2 separate regions of the Homo sapiens genome follow, and region 1 is linked to region 2. Evidence: chromatin loops called from intact Hi-C (ENCODE). Cell type or tissue: Calu3. All regions are shown on one strand. Each heading gives the region's core, and the rest is flanking DNA. Links, peaks and the distances in the headings are about the cores only.

The links. Peaks named below come from ENCODE experiments on the same cell type or tissue, not always from the same donor. Only the 100,000 strongest peaks of a DNase experiment are listed, where the experiment ranks them.
Region 1: it touches region 2 in a loop (2.1-fold over the local background); 2 of 110 quality-filtered maps call a loop at or near these places.

The regions. Positions count from the first base shown.
Region 1 is chr3:183,271,747-183,280,088 of GRCh38, reverse strand. It overlaps MCF2L2 (MCF.2 cell line derived transforming sequence-like 2), which reads left to right. Exons shown (of 30, transcript NM_015078.4): 15 at 3,132-3,217. It overlaps B3GNT5 (UDP-GlcNAc:betaGal beta-1,3-N-acetylglucosaminyltransferase 5), which reads right to left. Exons shown (of 2, transcript NM_032047.5): 2 at 6,704-8,342. Among named protein-coding and RNA genes, the nearest start is that of B3GNT5, 23 kb to the right of the region's middle. In Calu3, for the core only: no CTCF peak of the experiment used is centred there; DNase peaks (open chromatin) are centred at 4,428 and 5,265.
Region 2 is chr3:183,323,585-183,331,926 of GRCh38, reverse strand. The region is part of intron 5 of MCF2L2 (MCF.2 cell line derived transforming sequence-like 2); the gene reads left to right. Among named protein-coding and RNA genes, the nearest start is that of B3GNT5, 75 kb to the right of the region's middle. In Calu3, for the core only: no CTCF peak of the experiment used is centred there; a DNase peak (open chromatin) is centred at 4,444.

The sequences.
Region 1 (8,342 bases), core at 26-8,025, 52 kb after region 2:
GAGGGGAGTTGGACCCAGAGCAGTTCCCTGTCTCATTGCCACCCCCTCCTTTTTTTTTTTTGGAGACGGAATCTTGCTCTGTCGCCCAGGCTGGAGGGCAGTGGCACAATCTTGGTTCACTCAACCTCCACCTCCGGGTTCAAGTGACTTTCCTGCCTCAGCCTCCTGAGTAGCTGGGACTACAGACATGCGCCACTATGCCCGGCTAATTTTTGTATTTTTAGTAGAGACGGGTTTTCACCATGTTGGTCAGGCTGGTCTTGAACTCTTGACCTCGTGATCCACTCGCCTCGGCCTCCCGAAGTGCTGGGATTACAGGCGTGAGCCACCATGCCCAGCCAATTGTTGTATTTGTAACAGTGATCTGTGATCAGCAATCTTTTTTGCCATCTTTTTGCCACCCTTTTTCTTCAGGATAAAATGACCATAAGGGGAGAGGGGCTGTTCCGCCTGATTGGCCTCCCAATAGGGCAGGCCATGAATGACATCCCTTTCACAACAGCAGCTGGTTGCCAGCCCTCCCTCTCCTAGGTATACCCTAGGGGCAATTCAGGGTGAAGGAAGGGAAAAAGGATGCAGTGTCACAAGAAACGATTGTTGCTCTGATTTGGAAGAGTATCCTTTTATCATTCAATGGAGCTCATAAGGAATCCCTCACTAAGAAATATGGCAGCAATTGCTGAGTTAGTCTATGGTCAATTTTTTAGTCTACTATTTGAATAAAAGAAAGGTTTTACTTGAATATGCTCTCTTCCTCCTAGAGCTTTCAAAATGTGTAATTTTAAAATTTCCTAAAAGTACTTTGGCTACAATTCACCTTTCGTCTCAAAAAAAAAAGAAATAAAAAATTAAGCAAATAAAAATAAAAGATATCTCATCAGTTACGATGTAAATGAAAAAATGTGTGTGTGTATGTGTGTGTGTGTGTGTGTTATGTACTTCTTGTGAGTTGTGGTCAGGCTTTGAAAACCACTATGCTAGAACACAACTAATCTGTCTATACCTTAATAAAACATGGTATACTGTGCAGCTTTTATGAATGCAGTCTCTGGATCTGCTGTGGGTCCTTCTCATTGCATCCTCAATGGCACCAGTGTTATATTCCATTAGACTTGCTTGGCAGAGGAGACTCCCTCTACCTCCACACCAGCCATCTGACACATGTCAGCAGAGCAACGTGCCAAGGCATTTCTGCAAGCTCCTGAGGGCATCTCATGCATGACAAAATCTATAAATTAGGGAAATCTCATCATTCAGTGTAAAAGATGACAAGGTCCATTACCTACTCCTGAATCATTGTTATTTTTCCATCACTAGGTTATTATGAAATAAGACTCTATGATCCACCCTGCATACAATAGATCAACGGAGTTCGAAAGAGCACAATTCATTTTATAATTGGGAGCAGGTTTCACAGTGAGAGGAAATTTTGTTAGTAATAATGGTCACTCTTTATGAAGGGCCTGTATTACACGCTGGGGATCCAAAGATGAGTAAGACTGAGTTCAAAGTCCAGTGGGGAATTCAGGCATAGTAATGTCATAGATGAGAAACTGCAAAAGGATACAATGTAACATTCACTGCTGTATTAATTAGTTCAACTTTATATAGAAAATGTGAAGAAAGACTTTTGGTAGTGTGGTGAAAATAATTAGATTGAATTTGACTGGGACTGGTTCGAATTTGAATCCTGGGACTGATACTTACTTTTATGTACACACACACACACATACATAGTGGCTTTCAAAGCCTGACCACAACTCACAAGAAGTACATCATAACACACACACACACACACACACACAATTTTTTCATTTACATCGTAACTGATGAGATATCTTTTATTTTTATTTGTTTAATAAACAATATAATAAAAAATATATATATATATATATTTTTTCTTTTGAGACAGGGTCTCACTGTGTCGCCCAGACTGGAGTGCAGTGGTGCAATCTCAGCTCACCGCAACCTCTGCCTCCCAGGCTCAAGTGATTCTCCTGCCTCAGCCTCCCAAATAGCTGGATTACAGGTGCCTGCCACCATGCCCGGCTAATTTTTGTATTTTTAGTAGAGATGGGGTTTCACCATGTTGGCTAGGCTGGTCTTGAACTCCTGACCTCAAATGATCCACTGACCTCAGCCTCCTAAAGTGCTGGGATTACAGGCATGAGCCACTGCACCTGGCCAACTTTTATATATTGACACATGAAAAATATTATCTGGTCCCTAGTCAGATATATATATTAGAGGGAACTAAAATTTAGATTCTTATTGGACTGACATCCTATTTTAAAAGGAAAACATATATATATGTTTCCTCCACTTTAGGAGGCTGAGGTCAGTGGATCATTTGAGGTCAGGAGTTCAAGACCAGCCTAGCCAACATGGTGAAACCCCATCTCTACTATAAATACAAATATATATATATATATTTGGAATATAAGATTGCCATATTGTTTTAGAGCTGAATTGGCAAAACTAGTATCCCAGGTACTTCTTTAGTTAGACTTGTTATCACGCATCTGTGAAAGCCTACACTGGGCTTACTTCATCTCTGCCTCCAGCACTTTCTGGTCTCAGGGCGAGTGCAACTTTTCCAGACCTTGATTTCTTACAAGAAAAAAAAAAAGGAGATGTTGAATGCAGTGATCGCTTTACTGTCCTCTTATGAATCAATAGGGGTGGGGCAGTAAAGTATGAATAGCCCTTCATGATTAAGGGGAAAGGACACCTGCTTTTTTTTTTTTTTTTGGATATGGCATCTCGCTCTGTTGCTGAGGCTGGAGTGCAATGGTGTGATCTTGGCTCACTGCAACCTCCGCCTCCCAGGTTCGAGCAATTCTCCTGCCTCAGCCTCCAGAGTAGCTGGGATTACAGGCGCCTGCCACCACGCCCGGCCGATACCTGCTTTTGGGAAGGAGTTTTTAGTGTGCCTAAAGGAAGCCAAAAAGGGCAAACCATAATGGATCCAGAGTGGCTGGGGAAAACCTGAGAAAGCGGCATGAGAAACTGGATATTTTGCTTATCGAGAGACTCAAAACCAAAATCAAACACAGAAATTGGGAGAGAGAAAAATATAGATTAGGAGGTCCCTACAATATCAAATCTTACCAAAATTTCTTTCACTTCAGAGTGAAGAAATCTTTGAAAGCCATCATGAAAGGGGGAACCCTGAGCTGGAGCAGCAGGCCAGGCTCGGAGACCTTTCCCCCCGCAGGTAAGACTGCACATCCGTGGGTGCAGGGGGCGAGGGGGTGCGGGGCATGGGTGGCGAGGATCCTCTCTTTTACACCTCAGCACCTGTCTTTCCCAGATAAGAATCATAATATTTATCCTCTATACTAACCTTCATTTATGTACCTGAGAACAAAATTTGTGGATCCCACAAAAGCAACAAGCAAAAGAGCTTAAAGTGACATCTTAGAAACCAAACTTCTAAGAATACAGTGTTTTAAAAAATTGGGCTATCAAGAGAATATTACATGTAAGCTAATGTTGATATTGACTGAATTATTGGTTTAAACACATTTAAAGTCTCTTGGTTCCCCAAAGACACAAATTTATACAAATGCTGTTTTTGCTCTGTAGAAAGGTGTTTGCATCCTCAGAAATGCTGTGCCATTTAGAAAGCCTAAATTAGGGAGGTAAAAGCCAAAAATAACACGGGGAAATTTATTTTAAAAAAATATTTATACTCAGAATCCCCATCATGATACCTGTTCTAGTGCTAGTCACATTATTTATACCCACGCTGGTTGACTTGTAAGCTTTTATCCATGGCGTCTATCATAATGCTTGACTCTTAGCAGGCCTCTGAAAAATGTCTGTAGAATGAATGAACAAACATCTTTAGGAATGTGCTCCTTGATTAAACATAATATTAACTAGACTACTTTATATTCTTTCACTTACGGTGTATTCAAAGAAACATGTGGGCTCTTACTGATTGCCATGTTCCTGGAGTTATAATGAATGGCCCAATTCAGCATGTGGGCGTTGAATGGTATAATCTCTGAAAAACACCATTTGGCAATGATATGTTCTCTAGTTTTCCTTAAGTGACAGTTTATCTTTTGAGACTTTTACTAAAACTCATACCTACTTTTGTAAGAGTCTTAGTGTTCTTTAAGTTAGTTGATGAATTATTGTATTAACTTATAACAGGCCAGGTGTGGTGGCTCAGGTCTGTAATCCCAACACTTTCCAACACTTTGGGAGGCTGAGGTAGGAGGATTGCTCGAGCCCAGGAGTTGAAGACCAGCCTGAGCAACATAGTGAAGACACCATCTCCACAAGAAATTAAAACATTTAGCGGGATGTGGTGGGGTGCACCTGTAGTCTCAGTTACTCAGGAGACTGAGGTGAGAAGATTGCTTGAGCCCAGGAAGCTAAGTCTGCAGTGAGCTAAGCTGTGATCACACAGCTGCACTGCAGCCTGGGTGACAGAGCAAAACCCTGTCTCAAAGAGGAAGAAAAAAAACAAAAAACGTATGGCAGACTGCCAAATCATACTTATGAGAAACACAAAGGAATAAAGTTACAGCACTCAACTAAAGAAACAAAAATATCTTTATGTTCTTGCAAAAGAACTTTGAGAAAAGGCAAAATTAGCCACTGAGTTAATCAAGAGGTAGAATCTGTAAGACTACTGTTTTTGTTCTACCACCAGCTTTGACTAAATACCTTAAGATCACCAGTCTTTGCTGCAACTGTTTAATCTGTATTTCCTTATTCCTTTTTGATTTTATAGATTTGAGTTTTGCTGCATAACTAAACAAATTTGCTTGGTATATAGAAGGCTTTCAGATTTTGGGGAGATGATTAATTATTCAGAACCCTAAGTGGACACTGTACAAGGCATGGTTGCCTTCAGAACTTACAGCTCGTAAAAAAACACATGGAATGATTAGTAGGTAGTACGATAATATATGTGACTAAATATAAATTTGGGGAGAAGGGAAGGAAGAGATGCTTAAGGGAAGAGAGGAGGTAGAATTGGATTTCCAAAATTTCAACAGGTATAGGAAAAACAGTGCTCTTGGCAAGGGAAACCAACTTAAGCAAGGTATGGTCATGATTGACATTTGTGATAGATAATAGTGGCAGTGATAAAAAAAAAAAAACCAAGCTATAGGGAATGAAGGAGGAAAAGTTTACGTAGGGCGTTGAAAACCAGGTAGAAGAGTTTAGATTTGATGCTGGAGGCAGTGAGGAGTCTTTGAGGTCTGGAGTAAAGGAATATTGTAATGAAAGCTATGATTAAGGATTGTGTCACTGCAGAATGCGGAAGTGATCGGAAGGAAAACTGACTCAAAGAGACATCGAATATTCCTCTCATTATTATCACAGAATGAATAACCTTGCATATCAAGAGTTCTCTGGTTCTATTCTCATTGCAGCTATAGCATCCAATTAAAGTCCCCAAATATAGGTCATTAATTAATTCTTCCAAGTCATCACATTTTAGTACCAACTACAAACACTCCTACCACGACTTGCAAGTAAAAAGTTCTACCATAAACAAATAATTCGGATGCTTACAAGTTTTAAATATAGATTGAGTTACACAATATGCCATGTGAAGAACTGAGCAGGAATCAGGTAAAAACAGATGAGAGCACATTACATGCAACTATATCGAAGCACCAGACACTCCAAAGTAGGTGTAAGGGCATTCCTGATATTAAGAGATTAGGGTTAAAATTGACTGTATTTCAGACAGCTAACCGTGTCAAAGAAAAGGAAAACGTAACCTTTTCAAATGGTATCTTAAAGCGCTATAACTACAGGTGATTTCATCCCTCTCTCAACAGATTATAGTCATGCATTGCTTAACAATGAGGATAAGTTCTGAGAAATGCATTTTTTTTTTTTTTGAGACAGTCTCGCTCTGTCGTCCAGGTTGGAGAGCAGTGGCACAATCTCAGGTCATTGCAACCTCCCTTTCCCAGGTTCAAGCAATTCTCCTGCCTCAGCCTCCCGAGTAGTTGGGATTACTGGTGTGTGCCACCACACCTGGCTGATTTTTGTATTTTTAGTAGAGATGGGGTTTCACCATGTTGGCCAGGCTGGTCTCAAACTCCTAACCTCAGGTGGTCCACTTGCCTCGGCCTCCCAAAGTGCTGGGATTACAGGCGTGAGCCATGGCGCCTGGCCAATAAATGCATCTTTAGGTGACCACATCGATGTGCAAACATCCCAGGTTATACATACGAGAACCTAGATGGAATAGCCTACTAGACACCTAGATATATGGTAGAGCCTATTGCTCCTGGGCTAGAAACCTGTACAGCATGTTGCTGTACTGAATACTGCAGGCAATTGTAAGACAATGGAAAGTATTTGTGTATCTAAACACATCTAAATATACAAAAGGTACAGTAAAAATCTGAAATAAAAGATAAAAAATGGTACACCTGTATAGGGCAGTTCCATTACAATTTCATGGGACTATCATCATATATGTGATCCATCGTTAACCGAAACGTCATTTTGTGGCACATGACTACATTAGGAAAGAACATCTCCCCATCCAGATATTCCAGCATGAGTCATTTAACAAAAAGTACATCTTAGGTGGCTCTATAATGCAGAGAACATGATAATCCTATAGGAACAGGGCTAAGACCATGTAGTACATTAAGACAGAAGGAATGATTATATAAGCAATGTTCATGAAAAAGTTTAAATACACATCTCATGATAATTTTTCAGTTGTTTATTGGAAACTATAGATTTTTTTTAAACTCACTAATTATTTTGCCATACAAGAGCAAAATTCAAGTAATACAAATATTTAACATTTTGGTATAAAATTAACAATATGGAAAAAAGATGCAAACCAACCAAAAGGTAAAAAAATTTTAACAATAACACTGTGTATAACCATCTTCTATTCAAGTGACCATCCAAGCTGATAGTTTATTTTCCCTTTGTTGACATTTTTTAAAAAGATAGCCCTACACTGGAGCACCAAAAAGTTTTTTCCTTCTTTTTTAAAAGGTTGGAACCCTTTTATTTACAGATACTCTTCTCAGTACTTTAAGTAAGTGTGATGAAGGAATCATCTAGCAACTTCCTTCTTAGAAAAAAAGGAAGTGCCTTCATATTTCCTTGAAATTTAAACTTGTTCCATTCTATTCTAAGCAAAAATTAAAAGGACACAGTTCAGAAGAGCTCTTTCAGCAAATAAATAATTGTTTCACAAAAGCACTGCTGTAAACAAGATCACTTTGATGGCCAGAGACACTTATGTTTTCAACCAATGGCAACCTTAAACACTTCCAAGTATAGATACACAGGGTATATATGGGCAAAAGGCAATACATCATTAATCAATCAACTAATAAAAATTAATTATAAGCTTGTTGCTTGGTCAAATATGCTTTTGTTCTCTATGTTTTTTTAATTGGTCAGAAAACTTAAACTGTAATGATCTAAAACCCTGTATCTACTCTGAAAGTAACTACAACCTAGAATGTTTGACACTGTAGTTTTGACATTAGTTAAAAATTCTAAATTATCTAAGCAATGTAAACAAGCCTCAAATTTCAAAATAGAAAAAAATTAAAATTTCTGTAAACATTAAAAAGCTACCTGCTAAAAATTGTAAGTATCATCATTCAGTTGTGTATACTGAGAAATCTTTTTTCGTTTTGTTTTGCGTGTTTCCGACATCACCTTATTATATGAGACATCTGATTTTCCCTAACAGGTGCCTCTGCAGTCAAAGGCCTTAGAGTGAGTTCAGTCACTCTTGCTGAAGTCATTATTTTGGCCTTCATATAATCTCCCTAGCAGTAGACACCACCTAGTTCTTTCTGTAGTGAAGGGAGGTAGTGTGTATTATAGCCACATTTTTATCCTGCTTTGTAAAATAAATGTAACTTACTCTATTAGATCTCAGACACATCTCTTTGATTACAAGGAACATGCAGCTTTAAAAATGCTTTAACCCCAAACTGGCAACTTTTCTATCACTTTTTTACTCTGTTTTCAAGTTTGAAATATTTAGAAAATAAAGATCACCTCTGACAGTTATTGATGAAAAATAAATTGTTTTAGATATTATAACTTTGATGTTTAATGCTCTCAATTTAAAACTCTGAACTTGGAACAAAGTGCTGTGGTTTATAAGACCTTGTTGGGGAGGAGTGGGTTAATTTTAGTAATCAGTACAAGGATTTAGACACTAAGATTTCATTTTATAAAATTATGGAGACATTAGGCTTGTAATGTTCTGTCTTTCCATTTGAAGTCTCTCCATTATTATATTCCTCTATGTAAATTACATTCAAATAACAAACTTAAACACAGACCAATATTGAATATTTAAAAACCAG
Region 2 (8,342 bases), core at 325-8,324:
CCTTTATCTATGGAGGGGAAGTACTTTCATGTAGTAAATGGTTTTTGTTTGTTTTTGTTTTGTTTTGTTTGAAACTGTGTCTTGCTCTGTCACCCAGGCTGGAGTGCCGTGGCTCCATCAGGACTCACTGCAGCCTCAACCTCCTGGGCTCAAGTGATCCTCCTGCCTTGGCCTCCCAGTAGATGGTTTCTGAGTCCCTGTTGCTGGCCAGGCACTTCCCTATTCTGGAACAGCTGTACTCATAGCAGCCTCATAAAACTGTTAATGTGAAGTCACCAAGGCAGTCTTGTAAAACTCCTGAAGAGGCTATGATCGTGGAAATTGGTTGCTTAAAATGGAGTTTGTGTCAGAATACAGGAAATGCTTCTTGTGCAGTTAAAAGACCATGTATTTCTTTGAAAGAACGGTTTTAAGCATCTATAGATAAGAACACAAATGTATACAGAAAAGGAAAAGAAACAAGACATTTTTAGCTTTTAACAATTGTTACAAGAATATGCACGTATGGTAAAGTTGGTGGGGCCACAGGAAGAGACAGGCTTGGAAGGAAGAAGTTTATAATATCCACATGTCCAGGGGTCGGGGTCACCTCACGCCGCATGGGCTACTGGGGAAGCACCAAGCTTTGGTCAGGAGGCAGAAGAAGGAGGCAGAGGAAAGTCTAGGACAGAGCGTTTACTGGAGTTCTGCAGGCAAAGCAAGGCAGGATTTAGTATGGACTAGTTTGAATAACTCCTGCAGTCTTTGGGGTATAAGGATTGTCTCTTTGTTACATGGCACCTGGCCCTGGGATGACTTAGGGCAAGGTAAACAATGGCCTGGTGTGTGAGAGTTTGATAAGGTGGTGGTTGGGGATTTGGATTTGAGACTGGTTGTTTTGCGTATGAAAGACCTGCTCCCAGCTAACCCCTTCCCTGTCTCTAAGAAGTGGTTAGCCCTGGGGTGGGGGTGGCGGGGCAGTCTCTTCCTAGTCATGGAGGCCACAAATGCCAGAGCCTCAAGAGTACAGAAAATAAGAAAATGTGGCTCATGTAATTGACCCTGTAATGAGAGGATGCCAAATAGACAAAAACAGAATCCAAGAAAAGACAGAAAAAATGTTTTAAGGCCAGTTTTACATGCTTAGTGTGTCCTGTGGGTTTGATGAGCACAATTATTCTGCCTTTTTTCTTCACTATATAGAATATAAAAACTTTTTAAACATTTCTATCCTGTAAAGATTAAAAGAAGAAAAAAAATGTGGGGAAACTGCCTCTCATTTGTTTTTGAAAATTTACATCAGGTAAAATTCACTCTCTTTGGTGTACAGTTCTATGAAGTTTGACAAATGCGTGGTGTTATCCAGTCACCACAATAAAGATACAGAACAGCCCCATCACCACGCAAAACTTCCTCACTCTGCCCTTTTGTAGCCAGCCCCTCTCCCCATCCCTAATCCCTGGCTGCCACTGATCTGCTCTCCATCCTTATAGTTTTGCCTTTTTGCAGAGAGTCATACAAATGCAATTCCAGCCATGTGCTGCATAACAACATTTTGGTCAACAACGGACCACATATACAGTGGTGGTCCCATAAAATTATAAAACTCTATTTTTACTGTACTTTTTAAAAAAAGTTTTTCCTTTCCTTTCCTTTTCCTTTTCCTTTCCTTTTTTTCTTCTTCTTTTTTTTTTTTTTTTTTCAAGACAGGGTCTTGCTCTGTCACCTGGGCAGGAGTGCAGTGGTGTGATCATGGCTCAGTGTAACCTCAGACTCTGGGGCTCAAGCTATCCTCCCACCTCAGCCTCTTCAGTAGCTGGGACTACAGGTGCGCACCACCATGCCCGGCTGATTTTTTTTTTTAATTTATTTTTTGTAGAGACAGGGGTTTCCTTGTATTGCCCATGCTGGCCTTGAACTCCTGGGCTCAAACGATCCTCCTGTGTCAGCCTCCCAAAGTGTTGGGATTACATATGTGAGCCACTGCCCCGGCCCCTTTTCTGTGTTTAGATGTGTTTAGATACAGAAATACTTTCCATTGTGTTATACTTGCCTACAATGTTCAGTACAGTAACATGCTGTACAGGCTTGTAGCCTAGGCACAATAGGTTACACCAGTTAGCCCATGCATGTAGCAGGCTGTCCCATCTAGGTTTGTGTAAATGCACTTTATGACTGAATAGCAACAAAATTGCCTAATGGCGATTTTCTCAGAATTGATCTCTGTCATTAAGTGACACATGACTGTGTATACTGGGTAGCCTTTGAGTCTGAGTCTGACTTCTTTCACTTAGCATAAAACAGTTGGGGTTCATCCATGTTGCTGGGTATGCCCATAGTTCTTTCCTTTCATTGCTGAATATTATCTCACATTATAGAGGTCCCTGTTTATCTGTTCACCATTCACCAGGAAAGAACATTTGAGTTGTTTCTAGTTTTTAGTGATTAAGGATAAAGCTGCAGCCAAACATGGTGGCTCACACCTGTAATCCCAAAACTTTGGGAGGTTGAGGTGGGTGGATCACCTAAGGTCAGGAGTTCGAGACCAGCCTGGCCAACATGGTGAAACCCCGTCTCTACTAAAAATACAGAAATTAGCTGGGCATGGTGGGTGTGCCTGTAGTCCCAGCTACTCTGGAGGCTGAGGCAGGAGAATTGCTGAGGCAGAGGTTGCAGTGAGCCGAGATCATGCCACTGCACTCCAGCCTGGGCGACAGAGCGAGACGCTGTCTCAAAGAAAAAAAAAGAATAAAGCTGCTATAAACATTCACATACATGTGTTTGCTGGGCCACAGAGTAGGTTTATGTTTAACTTTAAAAGAAATTGCCAAACTGTTTTTGCAAAGTGGCTCTATCATTTTGCATTCCCACCAGCAATGTATGTGAATTCCAGCTACTTCATACTCTTACCACCTTTTCAAAAACGAGGGTATTTTTTTAATTAGTCATTTAATAGGCATGTTGTGGTATCTCACTGTGGTTTTAATTTGCTATTTCCTAATGATTCATGATATTGAGCCTCTTTTCATGTATTTATTTTCCATCTGTATATGTTCTTTGGTGATGCTTCTGTTCAAATCTTTTGCCCTTTTTTAATTGGGTTTTTGTTTTCACATTGTTGGGTTTTGAGAGTTCTTTATATGTTCTGGATATAAATCACTGTCTGATATATGACTTGCAAATATTTTCTCTCAGTTTGTAGGTTGGATTTTCATTCTCTTAACAGTGTCTTTTGCAGAGCAAATGTTTTTAATTTGGATGAAGTCCAGCTTATCAGCTTTTCTTTTATGGGTTATGCTTTTGGTGCCATATCACAGAACTCTTTGCCTAACCCAAATATTTCTCCTAAAATTTCTCTGAGAAAACACTTTCTCTACTCACACAACACTTCTGACAACTAATGTGTAGGCTGCTTTTTTTTTTTTTTCACACCAAGCAGTTCTCCAACTGTCTAGACACCAATCAGGGGCTCTACAATTCAATTCAGACACTGAAGTTAGCATCAGATCCCACAAGTTGAGGGCTCAGTCCCTCAAGACTGTCCCCACTTCAGATGCTAATTTTAAGTCTGGGCATCCTGTACTTCTGACCTACCAGCTGTGGATTAGGGGGGTTCTGACAGCCTCCTCCTTGGGTTCTATAATTTGCTAGAATGACTCACAGAACTAAGGGAAACACTTTACTTATGTTTACTGGTTTATCATAAAGGATATAACTCAGGAACAGCCAGATGAATGAGATCCATAGGGCAAGGTGTGTGGGGTGCACAGAGCTTCCACGCTGTCTCCAGCATACCACCCTTCCAGGACCTTGGTGTATTCACCAACCTGGGAGCTCCTTAAATCTCCTTGTTCTAGAGTTTCTATAGAGTTTAATCTTCTTCTTCCCAGAGGTCAGTGAGTGGGGCTGAAAATTCCAAATTATAATCACTTATTTTTTCTGGACACCAGCTCCATCCAGAGGCTATCTAGAGTTCCCACCCTGAGTCACCGCATTCATGTAAACTCAGGTGTGACCAAAGGGGTTCATTATAAATAATACAAGATACTCCTATCACTCAAGAAATTATAAGAGTTTTAGGAACTCTGTACCAGGAACCAGGGACAAAGACTGAATACATTTCTTACTATACCACAGTTTTCTTCTACATTTTCTTCCAAGTTTAATGTTTCATGTTTAGATCTATGATCCATTTTGACTTAATTTTTGTATAAGATGTGAGATATGTCAGCCTAAATAACAGACAGGGAGAGGCTCTCTAAAAGAAAATATTTATTCAGGAACAGGGCATTGAAATGGGAATATGTGTGACATAGTAAACTACGTGCTTATTCAGGAAGGTAGAGGGAGACAGAGGTTTTTAAAGGGAACATGAGGAGCATTATGTAATTGTTTCGAGATCATTATTCTTGGCTACAAAGATCAATAACAAGAGCGATGCCAGTCGGAAGTTGGACAGGCAGTTGAATGTTGCAATGGCCTGTGTGCCAGGTTGTAGTTTTTGCCGTCCTTTGTGATAGTTTTGTTATCAGGCATACAAGTGTGAGAACCCTTTCTTTGCAGTCTTCCCTGGCCTATTGGTTAGGTTTTATTTATTTATTTATTTATTTTTATTTATTTTTTGAGACAGAGTCTCATTCTCTCACCCAGGTTGGAGTGCAGTGGTGCTCTCTCGGCTCACTGCAACCTCTGCCTCCCAGGTTCAAGCGATTCTCCTGCCTCAGCCTCCCAAGTAGCTGGGATTACAGGCGACTGCCACCACGCCCGGCTAATTTTTGTATTTTTAGTAGAGACAGGGTTTCACCATGTTGGTCAGGCTGGTCTCGAATTCCTGACCTCGTGATCTGCCTGCCTCGGCCCCCCAAAGTGCTGGGATTACAGGTGTGAGCCACCATGCCCGGCCTATTTATTTATTTTTTAATACTAGTGACTCTGTTTTGATTCTGGCTACTTTCATAGGTGTGGGTCAAGATTCCTATTTTTACATATGAATGTCCGGTTGTTTCAGCACCATTTGTTTAAATAGAATTATTTCTCCATTGAATTACCTTTGCACCTTTGTAAAAAATCAGATTAGTGTTTGCCGGGGTTCAGGGAGGGATTTTGGGGGTGGGAGATGACTGAAAGGTGCAGCACAAGGGAGGTCTTTGTGGCGATGGGACAGTTTTGCATCTTGCTTGTACTGGTGGGTACAGGAAACAACATATGTGGGAAAATGACAGAGCTACATACACACACATTATAAGCATATCAAATTCCTGGTCTTGATATTGTACTGTAATTATGTAAGATGTAACCATTGGTGGTGAAAGGTGCCTAGGACCTCTCTGTACTGCCTTTGTAACTTCCTATGAAACTATAATTATCTTTGCAACTTCTTGTGAATCTATAATTACTTCACAGGATAAAAAGGTTTGTGGGTTTTTTTTTGTTTTTTTTTTTTTTTTTTTTTTTTGAGACGGAGTTTCACTCTCATTGCCTAGGCTGGAGTACAGTGGTGTAATCTCGGCCCACTGCAACCTCCGCCTCCTGAATTCCAGCGATTCTTTTGCCTCAGCCTCCCAAGCAGCTGGGATTACAGGCACCCACCACCATGCCCGGCTAATTTTTGTATTTTTAGTAGAGATGGGGTTTCCCCATGTTGGCCAGGCTAGTCTCGAACTCCTGACCTCAGGTGATCTGTCCGCCTCCGCCTGTTAAAGTGCTGGGATTACAGGCATGAGTCACTGCGCCCAGCCTCTTCACAGGATAAAAAGTTTAAAAAATCAATTGATCGTATTTGTGTGGGTCTATCAGGACTTGCTTTTTTTTTCCCATTGATCTATTTGTCCATCCTTTGTCATTACCACACTCTTCTTTACTGCAATTTTATTAAGTTTTGAAACTGACAAAACTTATGTGACTCATTCAACTTTTTTCTTCTTTTACAAAATTGTTTTACCTATTTGATGTCTTTTGCATTTCTATATGAATTTTAGAATCAGTTTGTTAATTTCTATAAAAAGTCAGCTGGGATTTTGATTATGGAATTGTTTTGACTCTACAGATCAATACTTAACAGTATTAACTCTTCTAATATAATCCTTTGTTTTTAATTTTCACTTTTCGCTTTCAACTTAAAATTCCTCTTCGTCATCTAAAGCTTAAGATGAGAAAGCAGAGTTTTGGCAAGTGTGGGATATCACACCTCCCTCATGGTACAGAAAATATGCAGCCTGGCAGGATAGGTTTCTGAAACTCCAGACCCTGTGCAAGGTTACTTTTGCCTAATACAATGTTGCACATTGGGTCTTTTTTAAAATGTCGATTATTACCATAGCAACTCATACTCCAAGAAGCAAAATACATTTTTAGCTTGATAATTTCTAACGACCTGTCCTAAAATTTCTAATTTTAGAAAGAATAAATACCTTTTAAAAACTCCCATAAGTGGTTTAAAATTTTTAGGTGGGAAAGGCACAGATAGATTCAGGTTTTTATCCATTCTCATATTATAAAGATACATTTTAAAAGCCCCAAACCATTTTCAGAAGTGGAGGAGCAAGACATGGGGCCTGACAAGGTTAAGGTGGTGATAGGTGGTAATCAAATCCCACAGAGCCTGAGTCTCTCTAGAACAGGGTCTGTCTTGTTTACCTTATTATCCCCCAGTACCTGGCACTTTTTTTTCTTTTATTATTATTATACTTTAAGTTCTAGGGTACATGTGCACAATGTGCAGGTTTGTTACATATGTATACATGTGCCATGCTGGTGTGCTGCACCCATTAACTCGTCATTTAGCATTAGGTATATCTCCTAATGCTATCCCTCCCCCCTCCCCCCACCCCACAACAGTCCCCGGAGTATGATGTTCCCCTTCCCGTGTCCATGTGTTCTCATTGTTCAATTCCCACCTATGAGTGAGAACATGCTTTGGTTTTTTGTCCTTGTGATAGTTTGCTGAGAATGATGGTTTCCAGTTTCATCCATGTCCCTACAAAGGACATGAACTCTACATTTTTTATGGCTGCATAGTATTCCATGATGTATATGTGCCACATTTTCTTAATCCAGTCTATCATTGTTGGACATTTGGGTTGGTTCCAAGTCTTTGCTATTGTGAATAACCTGGCACTTTTTTTTAGTAGTTCAATACATATCTGTTGAAAGAGTAAATCAGTTTTGTTGCATAATTTTGGCCTATAGACTTTAGGCCACAATTTTTTTTTTTAAGAGATGGGGTCTCCCTCTATCACCCAGTCTGGAGTGCAGTGATGCGATCACAGCTCATTGGAGCCTCAAATTCCTGGGCCCACGGAGTCCTCCTGCCTCAGCCTCCTGAGTAGCTGGGATTACAGGTGCAAACCACCGTACCTGGCTGGTCTCTAATTTATATTCTCATTCCAAAGTGGATTCATTCCTTGACTAATACTTTACAATAATAGAAGGAAGTCCATATTCTTATGTCCTCTGACCAAGAGTTAATTTTCAAAATAATCAACAGGGAGTGAAAAAATATAATGTCATAGTTAAAGGCTTCAAAGATGTGTTTCAGAGATAGGAGTGAGGAGTCCTTGTCCCACTCAGGAGTGAGTAGAGGGTGTGATATAGTCACTGAGTGAGCCAGAACCACACCCAGGCCAGAACTACTGCCAAGGAATAGAAAGGGGCAATTGGGGATGCGTCAGCTTCCTCTGGATGTGTGAGTGTTCGCTCATCAGCGGAACTGCTAGCTTATAAAACCCAATGCCCTGTCACCTCCAGATCCCCTCAGTGCAAGCTAAAGTAGGGACACATCAATATTCTTCATCGGGGCGCACCAGTGTAGTGAGTCTTTTCAATGCATACTCTTTGTGTTTCCCTGTATTCTAGTTTTATTTTCACATTTACCCGACCAGCTTTGATTGGGCTTCTCATGGTAGACTTTCAGGCCATTGCACAACACTTGATTTTGGTGGCTGAAAGGTGTACCTTAGCTTGGGAACTTATGACTGAAAATTCACGTAAAGCAAGGCCTGACTTCTAGGTAGCCTGGAACTGTGTTCCCTGAGCCAAGTCAACATTTTGTCACAGGCTATACCACGCTTTGGTATTTCTCACTCAAAAGCAAAAAATGGAAGAGACTTTAAAATATTTCCCTGCTGGATATAGTAACTTTTTTTTTTTTTTTTGATGTGGTCTTGTTCTGTCGCCCAGGCTGGAGTGCCATGGTGCGATCACTGTTTGCTGCAGCCTTAACCTCCAGGCCCAAGCAGTCCTCTTGACTTAGCCACCCAAGTAGCTGGGGCCACAGGTGCATGCCACCATGCCTGGCTAATTTTTTTTTTTATTTTTTTTCTAGTGATGGGGTCTTGCTATGTTGCTCTGGCTGGTCTCAAACT